Linked DNA regions of Homo sapiens: region 1 is linked to region 2. A link is a loop called in an ENCODE intact Hi-C map of the cell type or tissue named here. Cell type or tissue: heart left ventricle. All regions are shown on one strand. Links, peaks and the distances in the headings refer to the core of each region. The heading gives the core; the rest is flanking DNA. Region 1 overlaps SERPINI1 (serpin family I member 1). Region 2 overlaps SERPINI1 (serpin family I member 1).

Region 1 (15,642 bases), core at 5,016-13,015, 60 kb before region 2:
GAAAAAATGTTTGTCTACACAAAAACATCCACAGGTGTTCATAACAGCATTATTCATAAAAGTGGAAACAATCCAATGTTTGTCAGTTAATGAATGGATAAACACAATGTTGTATAGCCATCCAGTGGAATATTATTTGACGATTAAAAGGAATGAGGTACTGATACTACAGCATGGATGGCCCTTGAAAGCATATTAAGCAAAAACACCAAACACAGCAGGCCACATTTTATGTGAAATATCTAGAATAGGCAAATCCATAAAGACACAAAGTAGATTACTAGTAAGGGACAAAGGGGAATAGGAAGTGACTGCAAATAGTTATGGGGTTTCTTTCTGGGGTGATGAAATGGTCTAAAATTAGATCTTGGTGATGGCTGCACAGCTTGATGAACTTCTTAAAAACCACTAGATTGGCCGGGCACGGTGGCTCAAGCCTGTAATCCCAGCACTTTGGGAGGCCGAGGCAGGCGGATCACGAGGTCAGGAGATCGAAACCATCCTGGCTAACACGGTGAAACTCTGTTTCTACTGAAAATACAGAAAATTAGCTGGGCGTGGCAGCGGGCGCCTGTGGTTCCAGCTACTCGAGAGGCTGAGGCAGGAGAATGGCGTGAACCCGGGAGGCGGAACTTGCAGTGAGCCGAGATCTTGCCACTGCACTCCAGCCTGGGCGACAGAGCGAGACTACGTCTCAAAACAACAACAACAACAACAAAACACTAGATTATACACCTTAAAAGGGTACATTTTATGATATGCGAACTATATTTTAATAAACCTGCTTTTTAAGTGAATATAATATTTAAAACTTTTAAAAATAGGAGTTATGGAAGATAGAATTATGAGGAACCCAGACTAGCAGATAAAAAGTAATGTAGAATAAAAAATTCATTCTACATCACTTGGCCTCACAGAACACCATGAAAAATTAGTGAAGAGAAACTAAGACCTACCCACACTTTGTTAAAGTTTTTTTGTGTTTTGTTGTTTTTTTTTTAATTTCAAAATGAAGGCAAGGAAAAAGCCTAAGCAACTTTAAGCAGATAAAAATAAAGGAGGCGGAAATATCAGCTTATCTTAATACTTCTTTATATCTTATTTTTCACTCAGAAAATATAATACTTAGGAACAAAAAAGTGTGATCAAAACAAAAAGAAAAAACTAGAACTTTAAGATAGAATGACAAATACTAAACAAATATATTGCAGTTATCAACAGCTTTAGTCCATTAGTGAAACACAAAATCCATCATACTGGATAGAAAAAAAAAGTCAAACTATTTAATATTTAAAAGACAGGAAGTTAAGCAAAAGAATACTAGTTTAAAGTAAAAGGATGATGAAGCAATAAATAGACAAAAATAAGTTTTAAAATGTAAGGCAGCTATATTTGTATAAGACAAGGCAGAATTCGAGGCAAAACCTTTAAGGTCAAGGAAGGTAATTTATATTGATAAAGGTGTAATGCATAGTGAAGACTGAATAGCCATGAGCCTATTTATGTCAGTCACATAGAACTAACGTCGCTAAACCAGTCTGAAAAAGAACTGTAAACATGGCCTTTGGTGCCAGATCTTGATTCAAGAGGGAAAAAGTAAATAGTCATGCAACATTAAAAATAAGGAAGGGATAAAAATGGACTTTGGAAGAAATGGAGATGACAACGTCTCAGAGGTGGTAGCATTGATGATGCGGATTTGAGGGAATTTGAGTATGAAATCAACTAGTTTTGTCCCTGAATTAGCTCAGGGATTACAAAATAGGTCAGCAGTCAGCACACAGGTAAGACAGAGTGTGTTACTCTGTGTGTGTGTGTGTGTGTGTGTGTGTGTGTGTGTGTGTGTTAACTGTATCTAAATACCAGTTCTCCACAATGAGTACCATGCTCTGTTGTCTTACACTGAGCTCTTTTTGGTCATTTTCCCAGCCTCCCTGGCCTCTGTAGGCATTTGGGTTTGTTACCACTAGTTTGGGATACGGGAGAAACTGATGAAGAGGAGTAAGTTTTGAGTCAAGCAGCAGGAAAAGAAAGAATAATTGTAATAATTCAAAATGTAACCGTTGTAAATGAGCTGAAAACGTAAAGCATTTAAATCTTTACAAGGATTATATTTATGTACATTCAGTTTGCTTCATGTTATTAAAAATTACTCACTGAGATATTGATATATCACTATTTTGAAATTATCCCCTTGCTTTTATGATTAAGGAAGTCAACTTTCATTAAAATACTGAATCTCATTTCCTCTCTTCTGTGTCTTAAATTTTTGTTTGTGTTTTTTTGCTCTAGTTTACTCTCATACAATGTTCCTTTTATGTCTTACCTTACCCTAATGGGAACATTTTATTTTTTGGTTTGACTCCTTCTCAACATCCACAAAACATATGAAGACATCTATGCTTTTTACCATCATTAAAACATAATGTTCAGCTAGCTGCCTGGCATGAATAATCCATCACTGAGGACCATTAACCATACATGACAAGCTACAGTACAGTAATTGCTATCTTTATACAAGACAATTGTGACTATAAGGCTGATGACTTAAAACCATAAACCCAGTCTCACTTTAAATCTAATAGTGCACCAACTGATATTTTAAGTAGTGTTCTCTTTTCTTCTTTTTAGAATGACTTATAAATGAGAAACTTTAACAGGAATATCTCATTTATTAAAAGGATCCAGAATTTCCACTGTAACACACCTTAGAATGCAGGAAATAAGCTTACAAACCCAGCCAAATTCCTTGCTGTGAAATTCACCTTATTTATCCATTAGCCTTTATGCAGAACCTGTTTACTGTTAATAAACTGTTTAATTTACTATTGAATGCTGTTTATATGTTTAGACAAATTAACAGTGACTCAATATAAACAAAAGATGAGAGGGGAAAAAAGCTAAGAAACTAAGAAAGCATAGGTGCCGGAAGGGTTCATGTCTTGACCTCAGAGAAGTGCAGAGACATAAGCTGTGGGGCAGTATGTAGTGCTCAGTAGATACTGGCTGGGTGAATGAAGGACAGAGCCAGAAAGTTTTAAAAAATGACCTTCAGGCATAAGAAAGAGGATTAATTGTTACATTTCCACTTTTCTGGAAAAACTAAGTGAATTATATATTTTGTTAAAGTTTCATGCAAATGGGTAAAATAAAAATAAATTTCGGTGCTTAAAAAGTAAATTCACAGCTATTGATAAAACACCCAGCCGGGATGACTTATTTTCAGAGAAATTAAAGAAACCAAAGCTTTGCTTTTTTTTCTGGATGTCACTACATGTATATGTTACCCAAATATCTAAAATGACAGCACTGAAATGTCTGTTTCAGAAATGTGCATATGAAATGATTAATTACACATTATGTAACATATCTTCTTCCCAGGTTGAATTTAGCAAGCTCTATGAGAAATATTTTTTCAGCCATGCAGTGTAGCTTGGGAAAGTAAGAACAAGATGACTGCACATAGAAATTAATGAAATAGAAAAGGCAACATGGAGCAATGGGTTTGCCATCACGTGTTCGTGATGCTTATTTGTGTATCATGTGAAGGCTATTATTAGTATGTGAAGAGAAAGTGAAAGGTTTACAGGAGGCAGTGGGTGTTGTCTAGAAGGAAATCCAGAACTGCTTCACTGTTTCTGAGACTGAACTTTTTACTGTGACCTAAGCACTAATATCTTTACATCCATACATTATCACCCTTAATTTTTATGACAATCGTATGAGACAAGTACTATCATAATTCTCATTTCATAGATGAGGAAAGTGGGGCATAGAAAATCATATAGGTTATTTCAGGTATCACCACACAGTACCTAGTTTGCATTTGTTTCCAGCCAAAACATAGTTCTGCAATATAATTATGATCTCAGAAGTAACCAGAATACTTTGTGTATTTCTATGGAATTGTCCATATTTACTTCACAGTATTTGTATATTGTACCTTGCATTCTTCAACTATGAATTCTCTTGCATTCTTAAAAAATTAGACAGCTGCAATTACATATCTAAACCCTATAAAAATAATAAAATCAATATATAAAAACTCTAACTTCAGACAAAAACTAGAGAATGTTTCATGATAATATTAAAAAAAGAATAGAAAATCCACGGCAAGCTTACTTTAAATTAGGCATTTCAAACTGGCAGTTTGACAGACTGAAATCTTTCTGTCTCACCTCCTGCCAGCTAAATTATGTTTTGCAGAGTTTATTATGTTAGGAAAAAAAAGATTTTCTTTAGGTAAGGAATATCCTCTTCAGTTACCGCAGACTCCTCTATTCTCCATTATACTGGACCAATTCACACATTTATATTATCTGCTAAGAAACTGCAGACTTCTGAGTTTGTCAGAACTTTCAATCATGAGCACCTTGGTAAATTTAAAATATGCTATTGAATTATTAACATAGTTTTTGGAATATGTCTACTTGATAAAATGAGGTAGCCCTGTAATTACACAAAGTAAGTCAAACTGTATCAGAATAGTTTTTCAAAGCTTAGTCTCTATAAGCAAAGATTAAATTATTAAGCAGTCAACCGTATCTGTTAACTTCCTTTAAATGTTTTCTCCACATGGAAAGGAATAGGAAATAAGAGATTTTTCTTAAGCCAGATGAAAAATTTGAGATGTGTTAAATTACTCCGCTAAATATATAGATTTATCAGAGAATAGTGTTGAGGTTATCGACACAAATGGTGATGGGTTGTCAATGGCATTTTCAGGCTGTCAACTCAACTGTCAGGATGAAACTAATTGGTACATCATATGCAGCGTTATGTATGATTTGTTCTAATATCTTTTCCAGTACGGTATCTAGTATCTTTTTCATGTACGATAATAAAGCCTCCAATATTAGTGATTCTCCTTCATGTGTGAAGTGACATTTTAAAACTGTATACTGTCCCACAATATAAATGGATTTTGTTTCAAATTGTGTTGTATGAAATTAAACTTTGTGAAATTGCCAACATTTGACTATTTTTGACCTACCAAAAAAAGGTAATTTATATGGTTCAACCTAATACAATAGTTATGCCAAATGGGGAAAATGTTTTTCAAGAGAAACTGAAATACAGGTTTGTTTTGAGATTAGTAATAAACATGCATTGTGTTCCTGCTTTCTGCCAGACCCTGAGCTCTCAAGGAAGGTCATTTTCTCTCTTCATCCTCCTAAGTCTTGCATGTGTTTGGGTTTCCCAGAGCTTGGCCATAGGGCACCTCTTCTCCACACTCCCCAAAAACTCTAATCCAAATGTGCTCATAACTCCTAAATGTATCTCTAACCCAGACCTACACTCTGAACTCTGACCTTATTTATCTAACTACTTTCTTAACTCTCCAAGTGGATGTCTCATGGGCACCTCAGATTTACCTATCCAAAGCAAAATTCATGATCCCCTATCTCACCCCTCTCTGCTTTTGTTCCAGCCTTCTCCATCTTAATGAAGGACAGCTCCACCTACCTACCCAGCTGGCTGAGTTTAAACCTGGGAGTAATCCTGACTCGCCCTTCCTTACTGTTACCTCTGTCTTGTCCAATTTATTTTTTAAATAAGTCTATCCATAATCTAACTATCCCTTTTCTATCTTCATTGCAACCCCCATAGTCAACTATCTTCTCTCACCTGGATTGTTACAATAACCACCCAATTTCTTCTTCAGCTTCTGCTTGAGACTCCCCATACTCTCTCCTGTATAACTTTATAAATTATACTGTGTTTAGGAGAAAATGCAACATCCTTGCTGCTTACAAGGGCCTAGATAACCTAGCCCCTACCTCATAAGCCAGCCTCTTCTTTTCCTTTGTTCATTGTATTATTTCAGTTCTTTAATCACAGAGCTCTTTTCTGCCATCAGGCCTTCATATTATTCCCTCTGTCTGGAATACTGCTTCCCTCCTTAACTCTTATTTATCCTCATGTCTCAACTTAAATAACACTTGCTTAGAGAGGCCTTCCCTGATTCTCTCCTTAATCTAAAATAGGTCCCTGTTATTCTTTTATGTGACACACTATTACTTTTTATTCATTGCACTTAACACAGTTTTCAACTAGGTGCTTTAATGCATGTGTGTTCGTTTAATGTAAGCTCTGTGAAGGCAGAGCCCTTGTCTGCTGCTTTCACCTCCATGTCCAGGGCCCAGTACACAGTGGATGCTCTCTGCTTGAAATGAAAAGTATAGTCTATATTGGATGTCGATGCTTGAGGAAAGCCAGATGTTCAGAGGAGGATGTGAGGGGCTTTTGGAAATGTGGTATGGTTTCAAATCCCATCTTTGTTTTGGGTGACTTTTCTGAGCCCCTAGATTGTAAGCTTTCTCAAAGCAGTTATTTTGTCTATTTTGTGTAGAGGGCACTGCTCTATTCCCAGTGCCCAGAAAAGTGCTTGATAATTAGGGATGTTCAATAAATATTTGTTGAGTAAATGAACTGTTTCCTCTTTCACAAAGTTCCTTTCTCATGAAACTATAAGGGTGGTAAATAAAGAAAATATAGGAAGCATCTAATGTATAGCAGGTACTCAATAATGCCAGAAACCCTAGTGGGTTTTTCAAAACATAATTCTCACATTTTTTACAAGAGTGATTCTCAGAGGCCTTGGGACCCTATGAAGATTGGGGGTGGGGAGCAGTGAGGTGGGTATCTTAAACTTACCCCTGTGGCCTTTTTTCAAACTACCTAAACTTATACTTCATGTCCAGTGCCTACTACAGACTGGCTATTTTTCATGAAGAATATATCATATTCCTCAGGTGTGCTAAAGCAAAGATTAAGGAAAATATGTCTAAATCTTGCCTAGAACCAATGTCACAAGAATAATAGCTAATAAAGGAGAACTGTATATCAGAAGACTATCAGTGTTGTTAGGCTAAAGAATGTATATTAAAAAAGGAACTGTGAAATAATTATATAGTGATGCTACTGTCTCTCTTCTGGTAAGAAATATCAGAATGTGTGCTTGATAGAGTGTCTCTCTGGATATATTACCTTGGATTCAATTTTAAAGGCATTTGCTAGCCCTTAATGTTTTTTAAAAGGGGGAGAGGAGTAGATTTCTTATTCTCCAAAATCATGTATTAACCTTACTTCAAGCTGCTTTTTCAAGGGAAATATTTATACTCCCAGTAACTGGTTGGAAGAGATGCAGTTATGCCACATTTACCTTTGTTTTATCCAGTTTAAGAATTTGTGAGCTCTGTATTCATTTTTATACTGGTTAATTAGGCATGAAATCCAGGAGGGATAAAGGAATAAAGGTCAGAATCACCACAGGCTGTCACAAATCCCAGAAATAGGGGAAGTGAAAATTCACCAACCAATTGAACCACACATTACACACAGCTAGACCCTGGGCTACAGAGATGCATCTTCAGCAACTGGAATAGATGAAAGTGTCTCTTAAAGCCCTCCATTGATCTATAATTGTAAAATGTTTACAAGCATTTTGATTGTATACAACAAAAATAAGCAACTTTAAGTGTCCTACTTCTGTGGCACATACATTTTCATAATTTACAGATTCTATTATCTGTGCTTTCTTTAGTATATGTACACTGTTCAAATTTGAATATTCTAAATGTCAACAAAGAATAACATTAATGTTTATGACTTGGCCATAAGGAAATCCACAGTGCAAAATCTGAATTTTCACGTCCTTGGAACATACTGGAAGTGTCACTAATCAGATAAATCCACTAGAAGAAAAACTTCTGTTAGAGGTATAATCCAGAAGGGAAGTTGATTGAATACAACTGCATTATTTGGTTATAGCAGAACTGCCACACTATAGGATTTCCAGATTCATCCAGGTAAATCCTTTCATTTTCTTCCACTTCAGGAGTTCTCAATCTTTGCTGGTCTGCGTGTCCACCATGGAGTTCAGGTTCAAGCTATTTTTGTCCATGTCCTACCCAACCCTGAGTAGGTGCTTGCTTCTTGGATCCCTGCTAGCACTTTTTCATTCCCTATTAACTGACCACCTAGTTGGCCTCCTCTTCCTTCTTTCTTTCTTTCCTGCTGTTCACAGATATCTTTGATAGCTCCTTCCTGCAGCCTCATGCAGCTCAATGAACTGTTCTGCTGTCTGATCAAAACATTCATTCAACAAATCCCATTCCTTCTTGACTTTTATTCCAGTCTTTCAACAATCCTACCAGGTTACTGGGCCATAGCTCTCATTGTAAGCATTAAGATATAACTCCACAACTACATTTTTTTAAGTTTAGCTGTATGGGAAAGAATCATGCATATTAATCCATGACCTATTTCAGGATGGTAGTTTGGAAGCACTTCCTAATTAAGAAACTCTGAAAGAAAGCACATGGCATTATCACGATCACTCCAAATGGACCTCCTTTTAAAGTCATTTCAGATTTCACCAGCAGTGCACATTCACTCCTGATTTGGAGTAGGCAAGTGACCAAGGATACTGGTAGATTCAATATTTTAAAAGGAACTTACTGGTAAAAATAAGTTCTTGTTTCAAGGAAATAGATGATGGTCTTATAGTACTTCAAAAGGGCCCATTAAGATAGAGCTATACTTTGTAAAAATATTTGTTATTTTAGGTTAAGCAATTCAGAGAGAGGAAACCATAAGAAGGCTGTGGTTGGTACTGGAACCTTGTAAAATGAAGATCAAAATCACTGACTGTTCATACTTGAAATTACAATAAATGTAAAATGTGACCTTGGTATTATGGCATAGTCTTTTAAAAATGTCTTTGTTTTCATTTGTTTTTCACTTTCTTCTGTAATCTCTCAGATTCTGGTACTACTGAAATAGTTTAGCTTTGTAAACCTAAAGCCTATATTATTAGCTATTAAAACAAGTAGGTGTTGCTGATTTTTTTTTTTTTTTTTTTTTGGCTGTGGTCCGTCCTGCAGACCCCAGCTGCATGACGGATGAATAACGTACTCAGACACTGATATTCAGTGAAAGAGTTGGCTAGGGGACCAGGCCGCTGACTGAAAGAGATGTAGCAGCCATGACCCTGACTAGCTGGCTCCTCCGACATTTATTCAGCACACATTAAATGACAAAGGCTTTGAGTCAGCACCACTAGAGGCTAATTAACCTGGTCACTCTCCCCACCCCCTGACCCCTGCCCCCAACCCCAGAGAGCCATCCTGCCCACGAATGATCAAAGGTTAGTTTTAGGACCACATGAGTAAACAAGTTATTTAGATAAACTCCTCTACATTCCTAGGTATCCATGCCCTATGCTTTTAAGATAATTCAGCTGCTTTCAGTCAAACACTTTACTGAAGCTATGTAAACCCCCAGGCCTTCCAAGAAGTTTTGTGTTTATTTCCCATAATTTTACAATTTCTCCCACCATCCTGACCCAACCCCCACATTTTTTGAGACAATGTCTCACTCTGCTTGCCCAGGCTAGAGTACAGTGGTGTGATCTCAGCTCACTGCAGCCTTGACCTCCCAGGCTCAGGTCATCCTCCCATCTCAGCCTCCCAAGTAGCTGGGACTACAGGCATGCACCACCACATTCATCTTTGTTTTTGTTTTTGTTTTTGTTTTTTAGTAGAGATAGAGTTTCACCATGTTACTCAGGCTGGTCTTGAACTCCCCTACTCAAGTGATCCACCCACCTCAGCCTCCCAAAGTGCTGGAATTACAGGCATAAGCCGCAACACCCAGCCCTAAAATTGCTTTTGTAATTAAACTTCCAAATAAACATGTCTAGCCATTAGTTAAAAGATAAGTCATCTTTTTTTTTGAAAAATATATATAAGCATATGCCCCTTGTAATGACTATGGCAGTCATGCCATAAAAGCAATTTCTAGTCCACCACTGCAGTTATTTAGATTAGCTATTTGATTTCCATTAATCCAAAGAAGACCAGAACATCTAAGTATCTACAATATGCAACCAACTTTCTGCTTCAGACTTTATAAATAATGTATTCTGCGTCTCAGCTGACTCTTCGTTATGTCACAAGTCTAAGCCACCATGTAAAAAATAGACTTAGTGACTCTATGTAAATGAGGTTTTCTGCCTGTAGGGAATCAATTCTGTGAAATTCAGTGAGTAATAAAACAGCTACAAAGGATTTATTAAAGAGAGAAAAGTGCATCTATTACTGATTAGGATATTTTTAGGGAAAGGCACATTGAACAGCAACCTTTAAATAATCAAGTTAGTTAATCACAGTATCAAATGACTTTAGTGCTGGAAGGAATCTGAAAGATCAAAGACCAACCCTCCTGTTTTACTGATGAAGCCTAGAGCTTTTTCTAAGACCAGCTTTTGAAAGGACCTCACACTAAACTGCAAGGTCACTGAAGGCAGTGTATAATGGTTGCTTATATCCGTGGTGTTTGTGCAGTGCTTGGGATGTATTAAACACTGAAAATACGAATTTGCATGATGAATTAATAAATGATTTTATAAACAAACATGAGTAAAGGAATTAATATGATCTCCTTGGTGTTACATAGGAATTTCTGTTATACAAATCATAATGAACGTTAATGTTACCTGTTTTCAAAAAGTATTCTCGTTTTTAAAGGAGCCTCAATTAGTGAGATCTCTCTCTCTCTCACACACACACACACACACACAAAATATATATTACACTATTAGATATAGTCATTGAACTTGTAATCATACTCCGTGTTGGCCTCTGTATATTCAAATGAACCAGGGATATAAATGTTCCTAACTGTGGCTGGGTGTGGTGGCTCATGCCTATAATCCTAGCACTTCGGGAGGTTGAGGCAGGCAGATCACTTGAGTTCAGGGGTTTGAGACCAGCCTGACTAACATGGCAAAATCCCATCTCTAATACAAATACAAAAATTAGCTGAGCTTGGTGGCCTGCGCCTGTAATCCCAGCTACTCGGGAGGCTGAGGCAGAAGAATCACTTGAACCCAGGAGGCGGAGATTGCAGTGAGCCGAGATCACGCCACTACACTCCAGCTGGGGCAACAAAGTGAGACTCCATCTCAAAAAATAAAGAAAAATATAAATGTTCCTAAATGTTCTTCTTGACAATTGTCAGAAAACCAAATCTCCAGCCAGAGTATAAATGTCAGGGGTATTCAGCATTCTGATTTATGTAACACAAATCCCTATGCAACAGACAGGAAGTAATATTAATTCCTTTACACGGATTCATATTTTGAATGTCTCCGTATCTTTCTAAGTCTTTTGTCTTCATTCTGGACCTGCAGGTGTGTGGATCCGGTGCCCTGTGTCCCCTGATACCCCACACATTTTTTCTTGTCTAAGCTTACATTTTAATCAAGCTACATTTTTAAAGAGGTATTTCTTTGGATGGATTGATTTTTAACAAGACATTGATCTATGTGAGTTGGACCATCTAAAAAGTCCATAACAAATCTGGGACAATTTGAAAAATAAGTAATGATAGCAATGTATTATAGCCCGTAGAATAAAATAAATACCTATGAGTCTCTACTGACACAAAAAATAATTTCGATACATAAGTAAATGGGAGCAAAGGGACAGCTATTTCTTATAGTAGAATTCCAATTGATGAATGTAGAAAGAATGATGGAAATAGAAAAATCACAGTGTGTCAAATATGGCATTAATCATTGTTGCAGATAATCATTAACAGATTAAAATTAGTGTTCAAAGATATGATGAGTAACAGGATATTTGTATAACCTTAAAGTATCCAACCACATGACACTTTTTCACAGATTGGAGGAGACTAAGGACATGTGGCAACTCAATGCAATATGGGATCCTAGATAAAATCCAGGGTCAGAAAAAGATCATTATTGAAAAAATTTAAACGAGGTCTATAGATTACTCAATAACATTGTATCAGTGTTAATTTCCTGGTTTTGATGATTATGCATTAGCTATAAGTGAGATATTAACATTTAGAGAAACTGAATGAAGGATATATGGGAACTCTACTTTTTTTCAACTTCTTTGTAAGTCTAAATTTATTTCAAAATTAAAATTTAAAATGTTTTAAAAATAAATACAAAGGTTATAACACTCTCTTATATTTGAGTGGCTCTTTATAAAAGAAGCTTAAGAGATACAGATGTTTTTATGATCCACATTAGACACAGGAAATAGATTCCAGTTGTTTCAGTGACTTGCCCAAGGCCACTCATTATAGAGCCAGGTGTTCTGTTAGATTCCATTTTCCTCTCTACAGAAACTGCTGGGCTTTACTATTTCATTCTCATAACTACTTTACAAAGACAGAGAAGGCATATTGTTCCCATTTTATAGACTTTGAGTTCCAGAGATTTCTCAAAGACCTAAAAATAGAACTATCATTTTACCCACAATCTGACTACAGATTTTTTTTTACTACCCAAAGGAAAATAAATCATTTTATCAAAAAGACACCTTACTCATATGTTTATCACAGCACTATTCATAATAGCAAAGTCATGGAATGAACCTAAGTGTCCATCAACATTGGATAAAGAAAATGTGGTATATATATATATATATATATGCGCCATGCAGTACTATGCAGCCATAAAAAAGAATGAAATCATATACTTCGTAGCAACATGGATGTAGCCAGAGGCCTAATATTATCCTAATTAAAATAACTCAAAAAATCAGATACCAAATATTCTCACTTATAAGTCAGAGCTAAACACTGGGTGCACATGGATATAAAGATGGAAATAATAGACACTGGGGACTCCAAAACTGGGGAAGGTGAAAGGGGGTGAGTGTTGAAAAGCTACCTGTTGGATACAATGTTCACTATTTGGGTGATATTTTCACTAGAAGCCAAAAACTCAGCATCACACAATATGTCCATGTAACCTCCACATGTACTCCCTGAAACTAAAATAAAAATAAATGAAGTAATGAATGAGACTGAGTTCCAGCTAAAGTAAAAAAAAGCCATAAATAACACAGATTAGTGAGTAGATAGAAGTCCAAGTTTTCTCACTCTTAATCCAGTTTTGTTTTTATTCATATTCTGACAGGTATTTCTGTAGCATTCCAAGAGACAGACATTTCTGTAGTCAAGACACTGCATATATGTATGTACGTATGTATATATGCCACGTGTCCTTAGTTTCCAATCTGTGAAAAAGTGTCATGTGGTTGGATACTTTAAGGTTATACAAATATCCTGTTTCTCATCATACCTTTGAACACGTGTACATATATGAAAATAGATATGACTTGTTGGGGGTCATCTTCAATGAGATGAGCTTTGAAAGAAGATTAAAAGTTGGCCAGGTGAAAGGAATTAGGAATATCATTCTAAGTAGGAATGGTGCTTAAAATTCTGCTTCTGGCAAACTTAAATTAGTTATGATGTCTCATCAATTCCTCTGGGTTATCAACTAGATGTTACCATAGTTGCAATGGTTCTGGTAAAAGAAGTGCCTGCTGCCAGCTGGATAACTAATTTCAAATATATATATATATATATATTCCTGACTGGCTTGGGAACTGTGAGATCATATGCTGTTCTGGCACCAGGGCAGCAGCATAAGGCATCTGATCAGAGAATACATATAACCTCCAATCCTCTGATACTATGTCTCTGGGTTGAACATGCAGCCTCAGCTTTAATTGGTGAGCTGGTGACAAGAATTTCCTCAGTTCTGGAAGCCTGGCTCCAAATTGTGTGTGTGTGTGTGTGTGTGTGTGTGTGTGTGTGTGTGTGTGTGTGTCTTAACTGTGTTACAGCACTTAACCTGTTTAAACGCTATGGGTTGTTTAAGTGGAACATCTCTCTGGATTTATCTAATCTGGCCAAAGATTACGCAATTCAGATTACCTGAACTTGTCCTTTCCTTCATTGGTTTCAAACGTGTTCAGATTAGCCTACAAAGAGGATAAGTTCAACAAGGGAGATGTAAGGCATTAACATTTAAGATCAATTCATCACACAGTTCTGAAAATAACAGTGTAAAGGCAAGTTCAGGCAGAGTTAAACCAAATGATTATTTTCTGCAGGGTGGGTAGTTTTGGATCTTGAGCTTGTGTCATTGTTTTGGTGACATGCGGAATTTATGCATCTGTATTTGAACAAGATTTAACACTAGTACAACAGCTGTTCCTTAGAACAAATGAACTCTTTGCTTATATAAGAACCTTTAACCTAACCTAGAGAGGGAGAAAACAGTGCCTCATATGGTTTACTCACGTGTGATCTTTTGCCCCAAGCCTGCCTTCAGACTTTCGAACAATAGACTTAATACATTTGGGATTGCAGGTGTTTTTATAAGTGTATCCATTGCAAGACTAGCCACTGGGTTGCAACAGCTTTGAGGCTTGAAGAACCCAAATAAAAAGATGAAAAGTTTGGTGATAGAAATTTTAGTTTGTTAAACTATTCATTGTCCCCAGGTTAAAAACTTTATGGGCCTCTATTTAATGGCTGATGCCTTTGCCCAGATTCTCTGTTAATAAAACTAAATTCCCAATTGTAACAATTTCTAATTGTATCATCAAATGTAGTAGCATAAAAACTTTAAGCCATGTTTGCCTTAAAGATTTGATTGATGTGGTGGGGTGGAGGACTAGTGAGTAATACCTTTATTATCTGACTTGTGTAGGCTCATTCTACCTTAACCCACCCTCCAACCATTGTATAGTCTACTCATGTCCTAATTCCATAAGACATTAGAGTAATTTCTGTTGCATAAATGATAGCTTTCATTGCTTATAAAATGTGCTTCAATACACTCAATAATGTCTTCTTCAAACTTATATTGCATTGATTACATCTGGCAGCCCCATATGGTAAAACGTAGTTATGACCCTTCTAATTAAATTATAGTTAGAAACTCACTTCTGGGGTGCAGCTCAGCAATCTACCAAATTTCTCAGTGACATTCAGAACATGAAATAACTTGGGGAGAATAAATTTGCAACACAAATGGGAACAGAGGAGAAGGTTTTCAATCTCTATTTATTTTTCAAAATTCATTACTTGTACAATTTATTTTCCAAACTAATTCTAAGCAAAGATGAGTAATACTACCTTGGCAGGAGTCTGTGCTTAAGATATTTCCATATGTTTAAGCAGAAATACCTAGTATGGTACTTTCCCTATAAGTAGAATGCCATGAAAAACGTTCTTAAGACAGGTTCTCCAGCACCTCCTTCCACCCTTGGTCTCGATGAAGGACCCCATGTCCTATTTCACAGAGAAAAGGGAAACCTTCAGAAAACTTCCACACTCACTACCACTTGTTTCCACCCAAAAGCATCTGTACCCATGTACTTTACCTTTTCTCCTGTTTCTATAGATACGTTGTCGGTGCTTCTCTATAAGGTCAATGCCTCTGCTTGTGTTCTAGACTTCATTCCCTCTCCTCTCCTCATGATACCACTCCTGCAGTGCCCTTCTCCTCCAAATAATCAACTTCCCCCTCCCCTAGATCATTACCCCTAGGAAACAAACGTGCTGTTTTTTCTCCTGTCTTAAACAAACTAGAAAACGAAGAAAACTCTTTCTTGACTACTCCCTTCTCCACCCAGCTACTGTTCTTCAAGAGTTTTCTTTGCTCAGTTTCTAAATTTTTGTTCCCCATTCTTCCTTAACTCAGTCTAATGAGGCTTTCAGTTTCACTCTCCACCTCAGCCTCCCCATTCCACCTGTATTGGCTTCTTGCTGATCTGTGGATTAACCAGACTCATTCCT
Region 2 (15,642 bases), core at 3,897-11,896:
GTTTGAGACCAACCTGGTCAACAGAGTGAAACCCCATCTCTACTAAAAATACAAAAAATTAGCCACACATGGTGGTGGGTGCCTGTAATCCTAGCTACTCGGGAGGCTGAGGCAGGAGAATTGTTTGAACCCAGGAGGCAGAGGTTGAAGTGAGCCGAGATTGCACCATTGTACTCCAGCCTGGGCAACAACAGCGAAACTCTGTCTCAAAAAATAGTAATGATAATAAATAAATAAATAAATAAATAAATAGTGGTTTTAAAGAAGTAACTTCAAAGTATACCTGGCACATTGGGGTGTCTAGTAATTTATTTTAAATATCCCAAGAAAAAAATCCAATTGAATTATTTGATTCAAATACCCTATTTTTTTCAGAGTAAAAAAAAAAATCACAAAATATTAGCCATGTTAAAGCATTTATAATTTGTAAAATACTTTGGAAGTATTTTTAAGTAGCTAACCCCAAGAAATTTGCCATCACAAAAAGGCAACAATGAACTTAAGACTGAGTAAATAAGTTATATAAGGATTATTTTTATCATTTCCTTAGAAGAGAGAAAATAAAAATACAATCTGTTTTCTGATGAGATAAAGATAGATATATATTAAGATAAAAGAAACTCAACATGTAAGGCCTCTTTATATGCAAATTATTTAACCCAAATTTCCAAATAGCACTGAGATGATAGATTCCTTAGCAGTTCCTGTGTTAAAGGAGAGAATTTAGTTTTCTTAGCCTGAAGCAGCAGCCTATAGAGAATCAAGCTGACCAAACTATAGCTTCTAAACCTGGAGTGTGAGGGCCCATAGACTGAATTCAGAGAAGCTGATGCCCTCCAACCCTTGAAATTGCATATAAATATGTGCACACAATGCATCTGCACATATACATGTAGGTGTGTGTGAGAGAGAAACAGTTTGGGGGGCTCGTATTAATAGCTTTCGAGAAATTCTCAGTGTGTCTGTGATGAAAAAAGCCTTTGTCCTCCCAGATTTAGGATTGAACGTGTTGTTTTCTAAACAGCACTCAGCTTCTAGCAATGAGTTGATACTAATGTATTTGGTACAACTTCTACCCCTCGTTCAGAGAGCTTACAGCCCTAAACACTAATAGAGCTTTTCTAAATGTCTACTATATAAATGTTCCTGTCCACATAAGAGAAATGAGCTTTCCCTGAGTAAATGTTTTCATGGCTTATATCCAAGCTTCTAGGGCTCTGAACTCTTCAATGGGGTTATCAAGAATGTAGGACTGGTAGAGATTCAAAATATAATGTGGTATCTGTACCTGAGTCAGAAATATATTCATGGCTGAAGCTTAGCATAATTTAACATTGTCATTCTCTCTTCTTTAGGAATTGAGAGAAATCTGTCTTACCATACTGGCCAAATTCCAATTGGATAATTACATTGTACTTTCTTAACGTGGCTCTATTTTCAGTTTGATTAGTAATTCCTCACTGTCTCACCCAAACATCTAGGAAGTTATTTCAAACAAATAGACTACCTGCTGCCTCTCAGTCCTGACGGAGTAGCACTGCAGTGGGAAATCAATTATTGTGGTCAGTGTAGCTTATAATTTCTAACATATTTGGAAGGTTTATAAGGTAATATTTAATTGCCTTTGCAGAGACAGAGACAATAGACCATAAATATGCATTATGATAACAGATGGTTTAGAGATTGGAAATAACACTAGAATCTTCCAGAGAATTAATACATTCTATATGCAAAGTATCTGTTTGTTTGATCAAAACTTCCGTGGGAATTGAATCCTTCTCTGTGTCCTACTCACAGTTGTATTCCTGGTACCTTGTAAAAAACTGACATATAGTTGACACACAGTGAATGTTCACTGAAGGGTAAAAAAGATGAGGGGAAGAAGACAAGAGGTTTATTTGGCCCCACATTACATACAGTCTAAGGACTATTTGCCCCCTTAAACATAAGTAAAAAAATCCTGGATTTGCCATTCTCAAATACCACCCCATTCAGGTTTTCAAGATCACTTGATAAAAGATCTAAAGCAAACTTCCCAGTCTTTCAGTGGGAATTCTTTGATTATTACATTATTAGTTTTGCCAGAGTCTAAGCAGCTCCAGTATGCCATCCACCCTAACCAATATATCCTTACATTCCCCATGCCATGCACACACACATTAATTTATGAATCATTCATTCAAAAATTATTGTTTTAATTATAAAACTTGCCCCTTTTTTTCCTCTAAATTAATAGCATTTATCTCTTCATCATTTATTTGAGCACCATATGCTCTGCTTTGTAAGGTTGGTATCATTTTCATATGTCTAGTTTTTTCCTCTCCAAATAACATAACCTTGATGATTAATGTCTATAACTCTTCATAACCCCCATAAATACCCAGGAAAATTATTTGCATGCATTTTGTTTCTACTTTAATGAGAATCTCATGGTGTTTAGGATATATAAAGGCTTACCTCAATATATTACAGGTTTGGCTCTATACCACTGCACTAAAGTGAATATTCCAATAAAATGAGTCACATGAATTTTTTGTTTCCCAGTGCATATAAAAGTTATATTTACACTATACCATAGTCTATTAAAGGTACAAAGACATTATGTCTGAAAAAGTAAAGCATATACCTTAATGTAGAAATACTTTATTGCTGAAAAATGCTAATGATCATCTGAGCCATCAGTGAGTCATAAGCTTTTTGTTGGTGGAGAATCTTGCCTTGATATTGATGGTTTCTAATAGACCAGGGTGGTGGTTGCTGAAGGATGGAGTGGCTGTGGCAATTTCTTAAAATAAGACAACAATGAAGTTTGCTGCATCCATGTACTCTTCTTTCCATGAACAATTTCTCTGTATCATGCAATGCTGTTTACCCACAGTACAACTTCTTTCAAAATTGGAGTCAGTCCTTTCAAACCCTACCACTGCTTTATCAACTAAGTTTCTGTCATAGTTTAAGTCCTTTGTTGTCATTTCAACGTTGTTCGCAGCATCTTCACCAGGAGTAGATCTCATCTCAAGAAACCACTTTCTTTGTTCATCCCTATGAAGCAACTCCTCATCCATTTAAATTTGATCATGAGATAGCAGCAATCTAGTCACATTTTCAGGGTTCACTTCTAATTCAAGTTCTCTTGCTGTTTCTACCACATCCACAGTTACTTCCTACAATGAAATTTTGAAACTGTCAGTTATAAAAGTCAGAATCAACTTCTTCCAGACCCCTGTTAATGTTGCTATTTTGATCTCCTTCCATGAAACATCAGTGTTTTTATTGGCATCTAGAATGCTGAATTCTTTCCAGAAGATTTTTTCTTTGCCCAGATTTTGGATCTGGGCAAAGAGGCCAGGAATTCTTCCTAACATCTGCAATGCCCAGGAGAGCTCCTCCACAACAAAGGATTATCCAGCCAAAATTGTCAATAGTGAAAAGGCTGAGAAATCCTATACTGGAGAAAGCATGTGGAAACAGAGAAGAAAAAAAAATTAAAAGACAGAATGGGAACATATTAGGTCAAAAGACAGAGGAGTCAAGCATATGAAATGGCTAAAAAAAAAAAGAAAAAGAAGAGAAATGAAAAGACATAGAACAATATATGTATGTATATAGGCTTTTAAATGGCTAGAAAATATTTGAACAATATCTTAGAAAGTGATAACGGCAGTTGCCTCTGGAACACGGGACAGAGGCTTTAGATGAAAGAGGAGTTTTCATTTCATATACTGCTCTGTAGTGTTTGGAATTTTACCTTGTATATGTATTGCTTTTTTAATTAAAATTGTTACTTAAAAATTAGAAAAAACTTTTAAAAAATACCATTAATAGGCCAGGCGCAGTGACTCATGCCTGTAATTCCAGCACTTTGAGAGGCCTACACAGGACAGTCCAGGAGTTCAAAACCACCCTGGGTAACATAATGAGACCTTGTTTCTTATTTAAGAAAAAGTCATTAATAATAGAATTAATTAGCAAATTTGAAATCACCCAGAGAATAATTCAGTACTATCATTATATTGTTACTTTCTTAAATTATGTGATAAAATTGTATCTTTCTTCAAAAATAGCATATGTGATTTAGCAGTGGGGAAAAATAAAACCTGCTTTGCTTTCTCTTGCTTCTAGAAAAACGGAGTGACTTGAGATCTTTTGCTAAGACCTCTCAAGTCCACTCTTTCATTTTTTATTCCATGGCATCCACTCTTATTTGAGACTCTCATTACTGCTGTTGTAGACTATTTCAATAGCCTTCTAAACAGTTTCCAATCTCTCTCCAATCTAATCTATTTTATCTGCCACTGCCAAGATTAATCGCCTTAAAAACTTACTCTTAGATCATTCCAGTTCCTGTTCAAAGCCAGCCTTCAGTCACCTGTGCCCCATCCGCTGCTCAGCAGGGCATTGAGACCAGGCTTCACTCTGGTTGATTCCATATACACAACTCCTGCCCAGCCAAACTAAATACTCACTCTGTGTCTCACCTGTCCCCAGCTCTCTGCCTTTGTGAAGTCTCTTCCACAAGAAAAATCTCCTGCACTGAACCTCAGCTTTAATATCCCCAATTTCATCAAGGCATCATGACTACACCAACCAGAAGTAATCGTTCCTTCTTAAATTCCTGATACCTTGTGCCTTTCTTTATGGCACATATATCTTTTTATCTCATATTATTGTTATTTATGTGTCTAATATTCCCTGCCAGAATTTAAACCCTCCAAGATTGATTCTTACACATGTTTCCTATAGTGCCCAGCACTGTGCTTTCTGCTTAGGACCTACTGAATGAAGAAATGAATAAAATGAGATGCTCGATATTTATTACATTTATTTTTTATTTCAATTTGATATCCATTGCTTTTGTTGGTAAATTCCATTAACATAAAACACAGTAAAGGCTCATACAATAAACATGGATTATAGAAAGTGCTGAGAATCATTTTCTTCTCAGGCTCTATTTAAAATGCTCATCTACTTGCAGCGAGGATCCTGTTATAGAGAAGGTCTATTTTTGTAATGGAAATGGATGACTGTCAGCATTTGGATTAATAGATAATCCTCTTGGAAGGTGTAAGGGGAAGGAGAAAGAGAGTACTAAATCCTTCAGCATCAAGTACAAGCTTTAATAAAGGAGCCAATAAAATAAAGGAATTAAGAAGACACACCAAAAGCCATATTCAGGTCAGACTCAAGTGCTGTTGATTTATGCTGGACCTACTCTTACCCTCTGCCCTTGTTTGTTCTCTTTCTTCTTGCGCCTGTAAACTACAAGGCTCTATTTCTCTCATTGCCATAATTCCAATTCTTCTACTTTCTTGCCTGGATTACTGCAACAGCTAACAAAGTTCATCTTCCTGCCCCCAGCTGTTTGCTTATCTGATTCACCCTGCACAGCAGCTGCCACAGCTATCTTCTAAAATCAAAGCATTGTGTCCCATTACTTCTGGACAAATCCAGGCTCTCTAGCATCATCGTCAAAGCTCTTAAAATTATGTCCTCTCCTACTCCCCAACCTCCTCATAGCTCAGGCTCCAGCTGGACCTTCAAGAGATCCCCACTGGGGATGTAAAGTTTCTCTCACTTTACAAATGGAATCTTCTGCTTGGAATGTCCATCTTGCCTTCTCTGACTTTTCACTCTTACTAATTGTTTAAGAGCAAGTTGAAAGGTCGACACATCAGAGACGTTTGACCTGACATTCCTCTTCCTTCCTAAATGGTTTACTTTTCCTTATGTGGAATCTGGTAGCACTTTGCACACACCTCTGTTAGCACGTTTCATTTTCTCCTAGACTATTTGTTTACATACTTGTCTCTGAGCTCAGAGCTATTCAAAAGCATAGACATCTTTCTGTCCCCAGAACACAGAAGAGAATTTGTGGTGGGGGACAGGGTAGATACCGAGTGGGTGAGTGTTGTGAGTAAATTTCACTGTACCCCACCTGGCTACAAGCATGGGGACTTCTCTCATACTTCCTGCCCTCCCCACTGCAGCCACACAGCCCCTTCTTTGGGTCCTTAAGCATGCCCAGTTTGTATCTGCCTCTGCACTAGCTTTTCCTTCCATCTGAAATACTCTCCCTTTATTTCTTCCAGTGGCTGGCTCCTTTGTATTCCTTCATTCTCAGCTAAGATTTGCCCTCTGAGACCCACCTTTCTGAATAACCTGTGTCAAATAGCTCCTCTTCGCTGCCCCAGTCACTAACCAACATATCACCTTATCTTGTTAGCTTAGTTATACTTACTATACCCTGAAATTGTAGTCATTTATTGATTCACTTTTTTATTGTTCTTTTATTTGATGTCTGCTTTCCTCTCATTAGGAAGGAACTATTTAGTTCATCATAGTATACCTGGTGCATCTGGCTCATAGTAGGTGCTCAGCACATGAATGAATGAATGAATGAACCAATAAATGAATGTTTGCTGGTTTTGTAAAAAATCTATCCAGAAAAGCAAACAAAGAAACATTATTCCTATCGTAAGAGAACTCAAATTCTAGGAACTTTTATAAATTTCATGGGTGGGGCTGAAGCTAAAAATATTTTGGCAACTAAAGCACAGAGACACTTTTGGTATGCTAGGGTTCTGTTATAATACTCTCGTCATTTTGTTATTTTAAGCATGCCGTTCATGACGCAGAAATCTATTTAAATTGGCTGAATTTAGGAACAGTGCCACAGAGGAAGTAGTGGCCTACACTTGCATGATGGCTATCCTGCAAGCATGATGTTAATCTCAGATACTTAGAGCCTTTGGTGCCCTGCACAATACCGCATATGTAGTGGGTACTGAAGAAATATTTACTAAGTGACTGAATGAATGCCTTTGTAGTCTTGCCCTGCTTTTTTCAGAAGAGCTTGAATTATTGCCCAGTTCTTCTCTGGGGGAACCTAGGGTTTACTGGCCCTGTTCCCATCTCATCCATTGTAAAAATCCTGGCCTCATGCTGCCTGGAGGAAAGTAGGACCAGTCATTTGGCAGCACTGTCTGCTGTGGCCAGAAGGAAAAGGCTGCTTGGTGCCAGCAGATTTAAAAACAAAAAACTATTTGCCTTTGCTTGATTGTTTGAGAGAATAGCTAACTTTTCTCTAACCAACAAGACAAGCTCATCAGTGTAAGTCTCCTTCATACCCCTTTGCATTCTGATTCAATTTATCAAATATCTGAGTGCATACCTGGTACCCGGCAGTGTGCAAGGTGTTGTGCATAAGATAAGTAGAACAGGCAAAGTCCAGGCCTTGAAGAGTGTATGGCCTAGCAGGAAAGATGGTCTTGATTGTCTACTGCATGACATCGCCTGTTTCTCTGCATGACCTGATCTACTTCTAAGATTTTGTGGCTGCAGACACATGCTTGCTTAGACCACTTTCTGGTTATATTTTATTTTAATGAGACTGCTTGAAGTTTGTCTCAAGAAAAAAAGGCTTCATTTTCTTTTTTTCCCCTTAGTACCTGTGATGTGATTTCTTTTTCTTTTTTTTTCTTTTTTTTTCTTTTTTGTGAGATGGAGTCTCACTCTGTCACTCAGGCTGGAGTGCAGTGGCACAATCTTGGCTCACTGCAACCTCTGCCTCCTGGGTTCGAGCAATTCTCTGGCCTTAGCCTCCTGAGTAGCTGCTATTACAGGTGCATGCCACCACACCAGGCTAATTCTTGTACTTTTAGTAGAGACGGGGTTTCACCATGTGGGCCAGGCTGCTCTTGAACTCCTAACCTCAAGTGATCTGCCTGCCTCAGCCTCCCAAAGTGCTGGGATTACAGGTGTGAGCCACTATGCCCGGCCTTCTTATTTGTCCATTTTCTTCTACTTATGTATCCAATGGGATGGTGTTTTTCTGAAGGCTGATTGTCTTAAGGTCTCATTTACAGGTGTAGACATTTGCTATCCCTCATGTAGCAGTTAATCATGATATGGGAATCCAAACGTTGCATTCAATCTTTGCTGTCTTTGAAATAAATGCAATAGCACTAGTCTGCTGGATCCCATTCTCCTTACTCTTTTACTCAATCAGATTTTGAAGTCTTTTAGCACGTATGTGGCCTTTGCACTTTTTCCCTCTCTGCTGCTGTTGTCAATTTTCTTGGAACGTCTACTTTAGATTATTGTCTTATGTTTTATTTATTACAAGAATAAACTTAAAAAGAATTTGTTTTTGAGACAGGGTCTCACCCTGTGTCCAGGCTGGAGTGCAGTGGTGCGATCTTGGCTCACTGCAACCTCAACCTTCTTGAGCTCAGGTGATCCTCCCACCTCAGCCTCCTGAGTAGCTGGGACTACCACGCCCAGCTAGTTTTTGTAATTTTTTGTACAGATGGGGTTTTGCCATGTTGCCCAAGCTGGTATCCGACTCCTGGGCTCAAGCGATCAGCCCCAAGCGATCAGCCTGCCTCAGCCTCCCGTAGTGCTGGGACTACAGGCATGAGCCACAATGCCCGGCCTATTACAAGAATAAACTTTATAACCATAATTATGAACAGAGTTGTGGTCATAGTGCACATCAGATGACACTGAAAGACTTTATATACCCAAAGTCTTATAATATGAAATAGTTAACCACTTTCGTTCAACAATTACTGAAATCCTGTCTATGACAGTATACTGGGTTAAAGACTGGAAAATTGAACATTACCAGGAAACTCCCTCTACTAGGGTTAGCTCATTCTTTAGACCCTGCTATATGCCAGAAGACAAGGTTACTAAGAAAAATGACACAATCCTTGCCTTAAGGAAGTAGACTGTCCAGGAAGAGGGAAGCATCAGTGCAAATATGACATATTAGAAAGGCTTCAATAGAATTAGTTTCTGGGTTCAATAGGAGAGTGATCAGATCTACTTTAGTGATTTAGGAATTAGAGGAGAGCAGAAAAAGCCTCACAGAGCTAGATGCTGAGCTTCTAAACTAGATTAGGTGTCTTACTATACAACAAAAGTTGAGGGAGCTTCTAGGGAAACAAAGATACAGAAATGACAAAGCGTGCTATGTTGAGGCTGTTTCAGTTCATATAATTTGAAGCACGGCATATGGGGCAAAGAATGCTAATGGAAGGAAGCAAAGGCAGCCTGATGGAGGTCCTTATAGTTTATACTGAGCAGGTATGGAGGTTTGCAATATACTGAAGGTGAGGTGAGAGGGAGAGCAAGCAGGAGAGGGGATAAAATGTTTTAAGTGGAGTAGTGGCATAATTTGATTTGTATTTTGATAAGATCATCCCGGAGGAAGCTTTAAGGTGAACTGGAGGCAGTCAGGAGAGCATTTCTCTACTGCTGAGTCATGACACACTGTAACATCCATTGAAATTCATTCAAAAAGATGATTTGTATATGTTGCTAAGTTTAATTTTCTGATTTCTAAGGAATTTTATCTTCACGCTAATAGGTGAGCTTGGTCTATGATTTTCTTTCTTATATTGTTGGGTTTTTTTCATTTTTTACAGCAAAGTAAAATATCCACAGATGAGTTTGATAGCTTTTATTCTCTTTCTAATGTCTAGAACGGTTTTACAACAGGCAATCCTATCTGTTCCTTGAAGATTTGGTTAAAATCACCTAGAAAACCATCTAGGCTTGGAGTCTTTAATTTCAAGGATGGAGAAAGTTTTTGTATACTGATTCAATTACTTTAATGGTTACTGGATTATTCAAATATTCTATTTTTTTCCTTGACTCAATTTTATTTTTATTTATTTATTTATTTATTTTTATTTTTTTGAGACAGAGTCATGCACTGTCGCCCAGGCTCGAGTGCAGTGGCCGGATCTCGGCTCACTGCAAGCTCTGCCTCCTGGGTTCACGCCATTCTCCTGCCTCAGCCTCCCGAGTAGCTGGGACTACAGGCGCCCACCACCACGCCTGGCTAATTTTTTTTGTATTTTTAGTAGAGACGGGGTTTCACCGTGTTAGCCAGGGTGGTCCCGATCTCCTGACCTTGTAATCTGCCCACCTCGGCCTCCCAAAGTGCTGGGATTACAGGCGTGAGCCACCGCGCCCGGCCAAATTTTATAATTTACACATTTCTATAAAAGAGTCTAGCTCATGGTAAATCTCTTCATTTTCAAAATTATTCGCATAAAAAAGAACAAATACTTTTTTAGGATAGATGGAAATATTTTGGTTGTTTGTTTGTTTGTTTGTTTTTGAGATGGAGTTTCACTCTTGTCACCCAGACTGGAGTGCAATGGCATGTTCTCGGCTCACCGCAACCTCTGCCTCTCGGGTTCAAGAGATTCTCCTGTCTCAGCCTCCCTAGCAGCTGGGATCACAGGCACACGCCATCACGCCTGGCTAATTTTTTTGTATTTTTAGTAGAGACGGGGTTTCACCATGTTGGCCACCCTGGTCTCGAACTCCTGACCTCAGGTTATCTGCCCACCTTAGCCTCCCAAAGTGCTGGGATTACAGGTGTGAGCCACCGCGCCCGGCCAAATATTTTGTATTTTATTTGTGGAGAAAGGTTCACAGATATATGTATATCTATCAAAACTTATCAAATCATGTATAATAGATATTCATAGTAAATAACTTATAATCTCATAAAGTTAATTAACATTTACTGCAGAAAATTATACATAGTATTTTTTGTGATAAAAAATTATTTTCCATATTCTTGGGTATGTTCTTTTTTTGCTCTTAATATTGTTTATTTGGACAATCTCTTCTTTTTTTTAATGAATTTTGTTTAAAAGTTTGTCCAGTTCATTATCTTTTAAATAACTAGCTCTCTGAGAATAACCCTTAGCATCTTTGTTTTCTTTCTCTTTCTGCCGTAAGTACCTTGCAATATCCCTGCCACAACTACCACCACCATCATTTTGGTGGGGCAAGTGCGAACAGGCAATAAAGTAGGTGACTAGAGGATATTACAACATTTGGGACACAGGCTAGTAATAAAGGGATGATTTTTCTTGTTTCAAAGTGCCTACTGCAGCCAGCTGGTCAAGCCTCATAGCTATTGGAGGCAATTTCCTATGTGCAAATTGATGTAGTTGGAATATTATGTGGTGTCTTTGAGGAGAACCCCTTTTAGAATTCTTCAGAAGGGCTTAGCTGACAATGTGGATACTCATTACCCTGTAGGAACTGGGTTCTAGCACCTTTGTATTCAAGGTCATGATATTGGCTCTTGATGCTTAACTCACAGACTGATGAAAATGGGCAGCAGAATCTGAAAATAATACAGCATCAAATAGCTGCTAGTTAATATATTTTACTGTCTTAAAATTTATTTTTTAAATGTTTTCTTTTTTATTATTACTATTTTAAAATTAAAATTAGTATTATTTTATTTTACATAGAGATGAAGTCTCACTATATTGTCTAAGCTGGTCTTGAGTTTCTGGGCTCAAGTGATCCTCCTGCCTCAGCTTCCCTGAGTGCTGGGATAATAGGCATGAGCCACTGCGCCCAGCTACTGTCTTGAAATTTATGTGCTGATTTTACCAACTAAATATATTCGGTTACTTAACACAATTTAAATTTTTCTTAAAAAAAACACTACTCTTTTGGATTTGAGGGAGCTAATTATACTTTATTACTAAATGTGAAAACTTGATTGCTTTTTTATTTTTCTTCTAGTCAACAAATACATTCTAGAAGAAAACATCATAATATGTGAAATGGACTATTTAATAATGCACTACTTATATCTTAATACCAAATAAGATCTGAGGAAGTAATATTCCCATTAAAAGTATATTCAGAGATGCCATTGTTAGTTGTCTTGGGGCTTATTCAAAGTAATCAGGTCCTCTGTAACAGATGTACCAAAATGTTGAAAATCCTTCCTTATATGTACAAGATAATTATGTGCTTTTCAAAGCTTGAAGGAAAATGTATTTTGTGGGTAGAACTTGATACTTACAAAGTCTAACTAAGCAACCTAATGGGAAATCAATTGTGCTTTTAATGATGCTGGACATCAGCAACAAAGTTATTTATCTGAAATCTGAATTAGATCTCCTGGAATTGAAAGAGGGGTTATAAATTTGAGTAATTCTTTTTCTTACTCTCCTGTGCTCTTTCGAAAAATGTATTTGAGGCATCTTTTGTTTGTTTTGTTTCTTTCTTAGGGAAAAGTTGAAACCCCAAGATTGAATGCCATTTTATGGTTTGCTAGGGCTGCTGTAACAAGTAACAGGCTGAGTGGCTTAAAAAACAGAAATTTATTTTCTCACAGCTCTAGAGGCTGTAAGTCTGAAATAAAAGTGTCAGCAAGTTGGTTTCTTCTGAGGCCTCCCTTCTTGGTGTGTAGATGGCCGTCTGTCCCCTCTATCTTCACGTGGTATATTAGTCATATTTACATGATGGCAGTGGTGGCCTGTCTGGAGTGGCCGCTCCCATGACCCCGGCTACAGCAAGGGAGGGAGGAGCAGCCAGGGCTTCATGCTCCATGGAGCCAGCAGGAGCTGGGAAGAAGTGGAAGCCTGCCCCCTTCTGAGTTGGAGAGGCGGGAGCCCAGCCAACCTGGGCACAGCTGCTGTGGACCTGGGCATCTCTGCACTCTCCAGGCCCAGGAAGCCCCTGCCCACTGCAGGCTCAGAAGTGCCTGCTCCTACTGCCTGGCCTCTCCCTGATCCCGGAGACCACTCTGATTTCTGAGCAAAGTTGTGGCCCAGTCCAGGTGCTGTCATGAGCTGGCCGGGTGTGCACATGCCTGGGGCAGTGCTGACACATCAACCCCCTGCCGACTGGGCCCCCTCCAGACTTTGGGCACTGATGAGCATGGGAGGGAGGCCAAGAGGGGGCTAAAGGCAGCTCAGTGCAGGCCTGCAGGCGCCGCTCAGCACGGACAGCCTGGATGCCATGGGTACTGTGGAGGGCAGGCCAATGGTGGCAGGAGGCAGACAGGCTCCTGGGTGGAAAGGGGAGGGTCCCCAGTGAAACCCCACCTTCAGGCCAGGGATGACCTGAGGCCTGGGGTCCAGGCTGCCAGTTCTGTGGACCAGAATGAGAACTTACGGTGCTTTTTCCGCGCCACCTGTGGCCACCCATGGATCAATCAGCACATACTTCCTCCCCTCTGAAGCCTATAAAAACCCCCAAACTCAGTCAGACTTGAGCAGATGACAGGATGACCTGCCTGCAGAGAGGAGCTACCCACTGTGGGTCTCCTCTCTGCTAAGAGTTGGACACTCGTTGGGACAACCCGCCTGCAGAGAGGAGCTACCCACTGCAGTTCTCTGAGCTGTTCTGTCACTCTATAAAGCACCTCTTTGCCTTGCTCACCCTCCACTTGTCTACATGCCTCATTCTTCCTGGATGTGAGACAAGAACCTGGGACCCACCAAATGGCAGGACTGAAAGAGCTGTAACACAAATAGGGCTGAAACATGCCCCTTGCTCGCCGTGTTGTAGGCAGCAAGAAGGAGAGAAGAGAGAAGAGAAGTGCCGTGGCCCTTCAGGGAGCCCAGACCTAGTAGCTCCCGAGCCAGGGCTGTGACACCCGCTTTGAAGCTCTGCGGTTCCCGGTGTCTCCAAGCTTCCAAACGCCACCACATTTCCTGGTGCCAGCAGTGGAAGCTGCTTGTGGTACTTCTGGTCCAGCTGCAGCCTAGCAGTGAGCCAGCATCCATGCCAGTGCCTGGAGCTGCCTGCCCCACAGTAGCCAGAGTGCCTGACTGTGTGCAGCAGACAGACCCCATGCTCGCTCACTCACATGCCTCTCACCACTCCACACCTGGCTCGCCCTTGGCAAGTGTGGGATCCGGGCTGGTAGCACAAGCCAAGTGCAGCCTGCCAGGCCGAGTGGGCACAATGAACCCAGCAGGCCTAGGCAAAACTCAGGCAAAGGCACCACTGGCAACAGAGGTTTCCAGCTGATGAAGCGACACCCCAAGGATCCTGTAACATATGTATGTGTAAATATACAAACATATATACATACATAATTAGTCATTATATACATATTTCTGAAGAGAGAAAAATTTTAAGGAATTGGCTCATCATTATGGAGGCTTTGGATGCTCAAAATCTTCAGGTAGAGACCTGGAAAAAAATTGCAACCCAAAGGCAGCCTGCTGGCAGAATTCCTCCTTGCTTGGGAAGGGCCAGTCTTTGTTTTATTAAAGCCCTCAGCTGATTGGATGAGGCCTACCCACATTGTGAAGGTAATCTGCTTTACTCAAAGTCTACCAATGTCAATCTCGTCTAAAAGCACTGTTATAGAAACATCCAGACAGTTTGACTAAATATCTGAGCACCATGGCTCAGCCACGCTGACACGTAGAGTTAATTAACCATTACACAGGGCCTTCCCTCTGTACCTGTCTGTGTCCAAATTTCCTCTCCTTATAAGAACGCTAGTCATATTGGATTAGGACCCACCCTAATGACCTCATTTAAATTTAAAATTCTGTCTCCAAATATAGTCAATCTCTGAAGTACTGGGGGTTATGACTTTAACATATAAATTTGTGTAAAACATAATATAGCCTATAACAGCCATTACCTTAAAACAGGCATAAATAGGAAGGGAAAAACAGTCCTCCTAATGCTAAAAATGTGTTATTTCCTCTTATCTTAGGATAAAACGTGTTTGTGAATCCTCAGATAAACCAATTAATTGTAATGGAAAGTAACTTTTTCATAAATTTACATTATGAATCTAGAAGTCAATTTCATTTTTCTTTGCCAAGGGTATTTACATTATCATAGTAATTAAATATTAGGTTAAAAAAGGAAAAAATTTTTTATTCTGGCTGTTTCTGAATTTTTACTTGTTTTCATTTCATACTTTTATATTTAAAATTAAAGAGCAATGTGTGAGATATTTTAGTCTTGACTTATGAAATAATTTGAAGTCACTAGTAAAAAAAGTTTCCACTTTTTCTGAAAATATAAGACATACATATGGGAAAACCACCAATAAAAACAGAAAAGAAAATTAGCAAAAGAATATAAAATGAGGGCAAATTAAAAACCACATCTTCAATGGTTATCTCATTAATGAAATCTTTTAACATTATCTCCTAGGTTTTCTTCAGTATCCCAGTCTCTTAGATCTCTAAAATCCATTTAACAAAAGGGCAAAATATTTTCCTATCTCTGAATGAAAAAAAAAAATTTCTGATTCTCTTTTTGCAGATAATAAGGAGATTTTTCTTTCCAAAGCAATTCACAAGTCCTTCCTAGAGGTTAATGAAGAAGGCTCAGAAGCTGCTGCTGTCTCAGGTACTGTTTGCTAGAATCTTCTCCCCTCTTCTAGATTTGTATTTTTAGAGCAATCTTGAGTGGGGAGTGGGGTCATTTTCAAAATGAAGCCAAAAAAGTCACTCTGCTCTAACTTAGAAGTCAAGCAAATGCTGAACCAGCCGGAATTTTCTAAATAGAATGTGAAGTGTGAACTCACTCCAGTGCCCCTTTACAGATAACTCTCATCTTCATTTTCTCTCTAATGAGAGACAGGAGGACATTGGCAGTTCTGCGAAAATAGATTTTTTCTGCTGTGCTGCCTGTTTAAATATTTTAAATATTTTCCTGCTACCCATTTAAACATTTTTCTTCCTACCAAATTATTTGCTGAAGTTGATTCTTAATTTTGTCAGCAAAAAGTTCTTATTTTTTATTTTCATGGTTACATGGCAAATGTATATATTTATGGAGAATATGGGATATTTTTGATACAGGTATGTAATGCATAATAATGACATC

What was found. Hi-C counts contacts between places; a loop is a spot of excess contacts. Peaks named below come from ENCODE experiments on the same cell type or tissue, not always from the same donor. Only the 100,000 strongest peaks of a DNase experiment are listed, where the experiment ranks them.
Region 1: it touches region 2 in a loop (1.9-fold over the local background); 7 of 110 quality-filtered maps call a loop at or near these places.

Annotation. Positions count from the first base shown.
Region 1 is chr3:167,746,948-167,762,589 of GRCh38, forward strand. All of the region lies in intron 1 of SERPINI1 (serpin family I member 1), which reads left to right. Among named protein-coding and RNA genes, the nearest start is that of SERPINI1, 19 kb to the left of the region's middle. RefSeq lists an enhancer at 3,542-3,661. In heart left ventricle, for the core only: no CTCF peak of the experiment used is centred there; no DNase peak of the experiment used is centred there.
Region 2 is chr3:167,807,911-167,823,552 of GRCh38, forward strand. SERPINI1 (serpin family I member 1) reads left to right here. Exons shown (of 9, transcript NM_001122752.2): 7 at 15,076-15,162. Among named protein-coding and RNA genes, the nearest start is that of SERPINI1, 80 kb to the left of the region's middle. RefSeq lists a silencer at 8,197-8,396. In heart left ventricle, for the core only: no CTCF peak of the experiment used is centred there; no DNase peak of the experiment used is centred there; H3K27ac peaks cover 2,936 bases.